Regions from separate parts of the Homo sapiens genome. Here region 2 is linked to region 1. Evidence: read pairs that join two places in POLR2A ChIA-PET (ENCODE). Cell type or tissue: GM12878. All regions are shown on one strand. Links, peaks and the distances in the headings refer to the core of each region. The heading gives the core; the rest is flanking DNA. Region 1 overlaps CFL2 (cofilin 2). Region 2 overlaps EAPP (E2F associated phosphoprotein).

What was found. Peaks named below come from ENCODE experiments on the same cell type or tissue, not always from the same donor. Only the 100,000 strongest peaks of a DNase experiment are listed, where the experiment ranks them.
Region 2: POLR2A ChIA-PET joins it to region 1 with 8 read pairs; 2 of 35 experiments call an interaction of 5 or more read pairs at or near these places.

The regions. Positions count from the first base shown.
Region 1 is chr14:34,708,906-34,713,303 of GRCh38, forward strand. CFL2 (cofilin 2) reads right to left here. Exons shown (of 4, transcript NM_138638.5): 2 at 4,349-4,398; 3 at 4,155-4,231; 4 at 208-4,072. The coding sequence ends at 3,960. Among named protein-coding and RNA genes, the nearest start is that of CFL2, 3.5 kb to the right of the region's middle. In GM12878, for the core only: no CTCF peak of the experiment used is centred there; a DNase peak (open chromatin) is centred at 2,446; H3K4me3 peaks cover 1,855 bases; H3K27ac peaks cover 1,555 bases.
Region 2 is chr14:34,519,067-34,523,464 of GRCh38, forward strand. All of the region lies in intron 5 of EAPP (E2F associated phosphoprotein), which reads right to left. Among named protein-coding and RNA genes, the nearest start is that of EAPP, 18 kb to the right of the region's middle. In GM12878, for the core only: no CTCF peak of the experiment used is centred there; no DNase peak of the experiment used is centred there.

The DNA of each region.
Region 1 (4,398 bases), core at 206-4,205:
GAGGTGGGAGGATCACTTGAGCCCAGGAGTTCAAGGTTATATTGAGCTATGATTGTGCCACTGCACAGCAGCCTGGGCAATAGAGTGAAACCCTGTCCAAAAAAGAAGAAAAAAATGTGTGTGTATGTGTGTATATATACATATATATATACATATATATATGTACACACACGGAAGTTACAAAAATAGAGGTTCAATGATCTGTAATACATCTTTTAACAAAAACATTTAATATTTATCTACTTACATACAGTAATTAAGAATGAATAGTTTAAACAGATTATTGCATTTACATAGCATTTTCCTGTTTTCAAAAACCATTTCCATATTTAGTACTCAGGAAACATGGTAAACAGATATTACCGTTCCCATACTATGGGTTAAAAAACTGAGATTTAGAGATTTAATTTGCCAAATTGCATTATGAGAGGAAATTTAAGTGGAGGGATGATTCCTCTACTTCTACATGGAAATAAAGCAATTAGTTGGATGTTCCAGAGCAAAAGAAAAGCCTCAGACTTCTTTATGGGCTGAAAGGAGACAGAACATCCATAAACTCATGCTGTCTTCAAAAGCAGTATTTGAGCTTTTGAAGTGGTGGCTCATGCATGCAATCCTAGCACTTTTGGGAGGCGGAGGTCAGAGGACAGCTTGAGCCCAGGAGTTGGAGATCAGCCTAGGCAACATGGCCAAACTCAGTCTCTACAAAAGAGATACAAAAAAAAAAAAAAAAAAAATTAGGCATGGTGGTGCATGCCTGTAGTCCCAGCTACTTGGGAGGCTGAGGTGGGAGGATCATCTGAGCTGGGAAGGTTGAGTTTGAAGTGAGCTGAAATTTTGACACTGCACTCCAGCCTGGGCAACAGAGTGAGACCCTGTCTCAAAAAAAAAAAAAAAAAAAGGCAACATTTACTGGGACCTGCCTGCCCACCTCTAGTAGCTTTAATACTATTCATAAAAAAATGAACATTCACGTTGTTTTGCATCTCCACCTACTATTAAATGTGCAAGCAAAAACAGGACCTATGAAGAGCAAAATGAGACTGTTTTTTCTGAGTGGCAAACCTAAGAGTCTTCTCAACCTCTTGATGATTTACCATTGTTGAGATTATTCCTTAACAAGAAAACACTTTTAAAAGAATTTCCTCCCAAAGCTTATTTGCCAGATTCCATAAATTAGCTGCTACAAATGTTCTGTATCAGAGAAACTCAAACCCAGTAAGAGGCTTCTCTTCCAATGTACGAAAAAGGCACATTTCAATACACAATGCTGGCCACACTATTTTAGATAATGATGGAAAACAACAGCTGATAGCCAGTTTGGGACACATGCCAACTGTTCCCATTTGTCTGAAAATGCTAAAATTAATTGCTGTAACACTCAGTTTTTAAAGAAAATTGTTATTGATAAATGAGAAAGTATTACCAACTAAAATCCTGAAAAACAGAATAAAGATAATGATGCCTCTTTGATCTGAAATACCAGTTTTTAAACTTTTAATGTTCTGAAGTATAAGTAAACACATCTCAACAGCTTTACATATTTTCATATATTTTATTTTTTAAACTCTCATAACTTTGCAAGCTAGCAGTAAAATATTGCCTTCAATATTTTACTAATTAGCACCGTATACCTTTTAAAGCTAACTGGAACATTGATTCATTATAAATGATTGTAAAATAAAATGATCATTTCAAATGCCAAATTAATCTCAAATAACAAGTGAACTATTATTAATTTTATCTCTTTTTTTGGCTCTACGCACAAAGATGTATTTCAAAGATGAACTTAATTATATTAGTATCAGTTTTGTCAATCTAGCAAATCAAAGTATCACAGTTTAAAGCAATATTTAATCTCTGAAATTACTAGAGGCATACAAGAAAGTTAAGGAATCAGCTACAAAAACAAAAGATACTACATAACTGATTTATAGTCCCTTATTTTTTAAAAGAATGAGGAAATAACTCAATGAAAAATTCCATGGTGCCAAGTATCAGTTACACATATGGTTAAGTATACGTCAGTATTCTCTGTTTTGCTTATCAGAGTTTGGCCTTACCAAAAACCATCGAAATGTCCAGGATAACTCACAGGGACAGCTGGAAGCCTGAAATAAAATTGCTCAGTGCAAAAAGATCCCAAACCATTCATATAATTTTAAATGGAAGCCTAGACATTTAATCCCTATTTTTAATGTTCACATCTGAAAAATCTTTCAAAAATATGGAAAAAATCTAATTATACTAAAATTACTTCCACACATTCAAAAAAAATTTTTAAGGGATATTTTCTTTCCTGTTTTCTGCTAAAAGCATTCCTCTGAGCTATGGGGTTAAGTTCTGAGCCACGACTGACTGCTTACTAGCATGCCTGTTTTGCATACCAGTAGAATCAAGTCCAGTTTTGCCATTTGTGGATAACTATGACAAGATACAAAAGCATGTGTTTGCCATAAATAGCCCTGGCTAACAGCAAACCGCTCACACTGAGCAGATCAAATTCTCTATAAGGAGCACAGTCTGGACCATAGCCAAATCCCACTACTAATGTTTAAGACTGCTATTATCAATTCCTATTCCAATTCAATTTGCAAAATATATTCAGAAATAGTAGGTGAAATGACTGTTCCGAAACATCAGAAGTATCATTAAACTTTTAAAGGACATTTTACAAATTATTTTCATTACGACCAAATAAGCAATAAGAGCTTCCTGCTTCTACTATACAACTACTTAGAAATGTAAATGTGAATAAAAAAATAACTATGCTAATTTATCCAGAGAACAAATCAGATATTGAAAAGTATTTATGCCAAAGTGCAAAAAATAATTTCTGATCTTCATATTAACACATAGGAAATAAATACACTAATGTTTATAAAAGTACCATTCTTTAACAATGGTATTTTATATTAGTTGGCCTTAAGATAGAATACTTTTTAAACCAAATAGATCCAACAAATCTGGAAAATATCACACATGAATGCTGTACAAAAAAAATTCTCAAATGACCAGTGCAGAGATTAGTAATAGCTGTTTTTACCCTAGAAGTTGTTTCACATAACATTTTGCAAAATTTCCAAGGAAAACAAGGCAACGTTCTGTAATATGCCACAATTTTTATTGCAACGTGGCCATTTTTGTGAGGGTGGGGAGTTTGATCTCAAAACAATGTTCCATTTAAGGCTCTTTTATACAGAAATTGCCATCATGACTGATATTCAAAATATCTTTAGTGTTGCAGGACTCACATGGTAAACATAAAACTCCTACACTTATTCAGTAGTGTACACTCAATGGAAAACAAAAAGGCATTAATAACAGCTATTTCTTTTAAGAAGATATGCAGGTAACAGGAATGAACACTGAGGTACTAGGATAAGTTGATGACACAGTTAACAAAACTTAATTGGCATTCCTTTTAGGATATTAAACTTATTACAAAAAGTGCTTTTAATGCATAGTGTTATATCCGTGCTGCCATATCACTAAAATAGGCTTGCCAAGGCAGGTGAGGTGTATGAATGCTCAAGCCTCACAGAACTGCAATCAAGTGCCAACTATAAATAATACTGAAAAAAGTTGACCATCTGACCAGTGGATAATACTTTCAAGGCATTCAATTAGCTTATCCTTTGCAGTATTCTAAGCTATTCACATTGACGATCACATACATTGTAGTGCTTGCTGCAAGGGAGGCATATAACCAGTTGTTTTGGCTAAAATATGACAGGAAGGCATTCCTTGGGTTCTATATAAAAGTAACAGTATTCAACAGTCTAATGGCAATCACTGATAGGCTGCTTAAATAAATGATATTTCCTTCATTCATTGTGTTGGAAGGGCCCAGTGGAAAGGGGGAAATACAACAAAAAACCAAAACCTAATACTATTCCAATGGACTGAGCTGGAGAAATGGAAGCTCCTTAAGATCCAGATGGCACTTGACTGTCATTTTATAATGGTTTTCCTTCAAGTGAAACTACTACATTGCCTCCCAATTTCTCTCCAAGTGTCGAACGGTCCTTAATATCATCCAAGCCATTTACTTGCCACTCATGTTTAATACCTAAAAAGAAAAAACATTATCCTATTACTTTATTATAATTAATAAAGAATAATTTCTCTGCCCCAAATATTCAAGTTTGTACCTGTAAATTTCTTTTTAATGGCATCTTTAGAGCTAGCATAAATCATCTTGCTTTTTAAAGGTGCACTTTCAGGAGCCCTACAGAAAAAAAAAAAATTATTGAATCCCATTTATAAGAAAAACAAAGGTAAGACTGACTATGATAATAATAATCCTTGCATTTTAAAAGTACTTTTTTCTTTTGTTTTTACACACCAGAATATAAATACTAGGTCTTCTTTCTTAGACTCTTTTGTTTCGTATGT
Region 2 (4,398 bases), core at 172-4,171, 190 kb before region 1:
CCTGGTGGGAGGTGACTAGATCTTGGGGGCAGACTTCCCCCTCGTGCTGCTCTTGTGATAGTGAGTACTCACAAGATTTGATTGTTTAAAAGTATGTGGCACCTCCCCTCTCTCTCTTCCTCTTGCTCTGGCCATGTAAGATGTGCCTGCTTCCCCTTTGCCTTCTGCCATCATTAAAAGTTTCCTGGCCAGGTGCACTGGCTCAAGCCTGTAATCCCAGCACTTTGGGAGGTCAAGGCGGGTGGATCACCTGAGGTCAGGAGTTCAAGACCAGCCTGACCGATATGGTGAAACCCCACCTCTACTAAAAATACAAAAATTAGCCAGGAGTGGTGGTGTGTGCCTGTAGTCCCAGCTACTTGGGAGACTGAGACAGGAGAATTGCGTGAACCTGGGTGGTGGAGGTTGCAGTGAGCCAAGATCGTGCCACTGCACTCCAGCCTGGGTGACAAGCAAGACTCCCTCTCAAAAAAAAAAAAAAAGTTTCCTGAGACCTCCCCAGCCATGCTTCCTATACAGCCTGTGGAATTATGAGCCAATTAAACTTCTTTCTTTATAAATTATCCAGTCTCGGGTATTTCCTTATAGCAGTGCAAGAGCAGACTAATACAACTACTGGCATTTTGCTGCTTTTTTTCTGGTTGTTTTGTAACTCTTCCCTTCCTTACTGTCTTCCTTCGTGATTAAGTGATTTTCTCTGGTAGTATGTTTTAATCCATTGCTTTTTGATTTTGGTGAATCTATTATAGGTTTTTGCATTATGGTTATCATGAAATCACAAAAAAAAAACTTACAGTTATAACAAGGTTCTTTCTTTTCTTTTTTTTTTTTTTTTGAAACAGAGTTTCGCCCTTGTTGCCCAGGCTGAAGTGCAGTGGCGCAATCTTGGCTCACTGCAACCTCCACCTCCCTGGTTCAAGTGATTCTCCTGCCTCAGGCTGCTGAGTAAGCTTGGATTACAGGTGTCCGCCACGACTTCCGGCTAATTTTTTATATTTTTAGTAGAGATGGGGTTTCACCATGTTGGCCAGGCTGGTCTCGAACTCCTGACCACAGGTGATCCACCTGCCTCAGCCTCCCAAAGTGCTAGGATTACAGGCATGAGCCACCATGCCTGGCCCAGTTCTTTCTTTTCTCTCTTTATTTTTTTCTTCTTTTTTTGAGACAGAGTCTCACTCTGTCACTCAGGCTGGAGTGAAGTGGTGTGATCTTGGCTCACTGCAACCTCCACCTCCTTGGTTCAAGCAATTCTCCTGCCTCAGCCTCCCCAGTAGCTGGGATTACAGGCACGCGCCAACACGCCCAGCTAATTTTTGTATTTTTAATAGAGACAGAGTTTCACCATGTTGGCCAGGCTGGCCTTGAACTCCTGACCTCAGGTGATCCACCCTCCCCTGCCTCCCAAAGTGCTAGGATTACAGGCATGAGCCACCACACCTAGCCCTTTATTTCTGAGACAGAGTCTCACTCTGTCCCCCAGGCTGGAATGCAGTGGTGCAATCTCAGCTCACTGCAACCTGTGCCTCCCAGGTCCAAACAATTCTCGTGCCTCAGCCTCCCAAAAAACTGGGATTATAGGCAAATGCCACCATGCTCAGCTAATTTTTTAATATTTTTAGTACAGAGGGGTTTCACCGTGTTGGCCAGGCTTGTCTCAAACTCCCTGCCTCAAGTGATCCACCCGCTTCCGCCTCCCAAAGTGCTGGGATTACAGGATAAACCACCACACCCAGCCTGGCATTTTTTTTTTTCATTCCACTCCCTCCTGATCTGTATGCTTTCCACTGAGAAATCTGTTGCCAGATGAACTGTAGCTACTTTATATGCTATTTGCTTCATTTATCTTGCTCCTTTCAAGATCCTCTCTTTGTCCATAACCTTTGGACAGTTTTACTGTTTTATTGTTATATGCCTGGGGGTGGTTTTATTTGAGTCAAATGTGTTTGGTGTTCTCTGGCCATAAATATCTCCTTCTCAAGTTTTGGAACATTTTCTGCTATTATTATAATTATTATTTTTGAGACCAAGTTTTGCTCTTGTTGCCCAGGCTGTAGTGCAATGGTGTGATCTCAGCTCACTGCAACCTCCGCCTCCTGGGTACAAGCGATTCTCCTGCCTCAGCCTCCCGAGTAGCTTGGATTACAGGCATGCACCACCACGCCCAGCTAATTTGATTACATTTTTAGTAGAGACAGGGTTTCACCATGTTGGCCAGGCTGGTCTCGAACTGCTGACCTCAGGTGATCCACCCACCTCCGCCTCCCAGAGTGCTGGGATTACAAGTGTCAGCCACCATCCCCAGCTACTGCTATTAATTTTTTGAATAAGCTTTCTACTCCTTGCTTTTGCTCTACTCCCTCCTGAGTACCAATTCTTAGATTTAATCTTTTGAGATAATATTTTATATCTTGTAGACCTTCATACCTTTTCTTTCTCCTCTGATTGTGCATTTTCAAACAGTCTATCTTTAAGCTCACTGATTCTTTCTTTTGCTGATCCCTTCTGCTGTTGAGAGCCTCTAATGAATTTTTTAGTTCAGCAAATATATTTCTCAGAGTTCCCAGATTTCTTTTTTTTTTTTTTTTTTAGATGGAGTCTCGCTCCATTGCGCAGGCTGGAATGCAGTGGCATGATCTCGGCTCACTGCAACCTCTGCCTCCTGGGTTCAAGCGATTCTCCTGCCTCAGCCTCCCGAGTAGCTGGGACTATAGGCACATGCCACCACGCCCAGCTAATTTTTTGTATTTTTAGTAGAGACGGGGTTTCACCATGTTAGCCAGGATGGTCTCGATCTCCTGACCTCGTGATCAGCCCTCCTCAGTCTCCCAAAGTGCTGGGATTACAGGCGTGAGCCACTGTGCCCGGCTGAGTTCCCAGATTTCTGTTTTATTTTATTTTGTTCTTCTTTTAGAGACAGAGTCTGACTCTGCCACCCATTCTGGAGTACAGTGGCACAATCATGGCTCACTGCAGCCTCGACTTCCAGGGCTCAAGTGATCTTCCCACCTCAGCCTCCAAAGTAGCTGGGTCTATAAGCGTATGCCAAGACACCAACTAAGTTTTTTTCGTTTTCTGTAGAGACAGAGTCTTACTATGTTGCCCAGACTGGTCTCAAACTCCTGGCCTCAAGCCATCCTCCCAGCTTGGCCTCCCAAAGTAGTGGGATTACAGGTATGAGCCACTGTGCCCATAATTTTTTTAATTATTTCGATCTCTGTTAAATTTATCTGATAAATTTCTGAATTGCCTGGGCTGTCTTGGAGATCACTCAGTTTTCTTAAAACTGCTATTTTGAATTCTTGGTCAGAGAGTTCACATATCACAGTATTGTGATATGTGATATGTGATAAGGGTTCACTTGATTCCTTGTTTTGTCCATTTGAAGAGGTCATGGTTCCATTTGCTACTGTGTCTTGTGGATGTAAATGTACATCTTTGTATTGAAGGATTAGTTATTTGTTCCAGTCTTCTCTGCTTTGCTTTTTTTTGGTTATTAGATATGTTTGCCTAGAGATTCTTTGTAATTTGCAATTTGCATGTTGATATTCTTTCTTTTTCCTTTCTTCCCACTACGTCATTGCTTCCTTTTTGGCACCAGATGGCACTTTAAGCCTCAGTTCTAGTAAACACTGAGCGTGCTGCCTGTTCCAAATGAAGTGGGGGGTGGGTCCCAAAGAGGATAGGGATATCCCAGTAGGATGGGAATGCTGGCTAGGGGTTCACACTTGGGACCTGGCTTTGTCTCTGGCTATCCTTCTTTGTCTCTGGCTATCCTCAGGGATATTTTTTCCTTCAGGCACTCTCAGTGCTTCCTATGAGTTGAGGCAGGGACAGATCTCTTACCAGAGAACTCAAAAAGGTAAAGAAGCTGGTTGTACACTTCCATCTTACTTTTTCTAATGTAAAAATCATGAGCTCAGGGGAATTTTTCTGCTCACTTGGTGCCAGGCAGATTGTGGAGAAGGATAAGCAGATATGGAAGAACAATTCTCTTACTGTCTGCTTTAAGTTTTTTTTACTTCTCTGTGGCCCTAGAAACTGTCTCCTCCTTATATTGAGATCTGGGATACTGGTGGTGATAGCTTCAGTGCTGTATATTTGGTTTTGGTATTCTGCAGGGGGAAGGAGAGCCAGTTTGCTTCTATGCTGCTATTTTGCACTAGAAAAGATACCTTTTTTTTTTTTTTTTGAGACGGAGTCTCGCTCTGTTGCCCAGGCTGGAGTGCAGCGGCGTGACCTCGGCTCACTGTAAGCTCCGCCTCCTGGGTTCACGCCATTCTCCTGCCTCAGCCTCCGGAGTAGCTGGGACTACAGGCGCCCGCCACCATGCCCGGCTAATTTTTTGTATTTTTAATAGAGACAGGGTTTCACCGTGGTCTCGATCTCCTGACCTCGTGA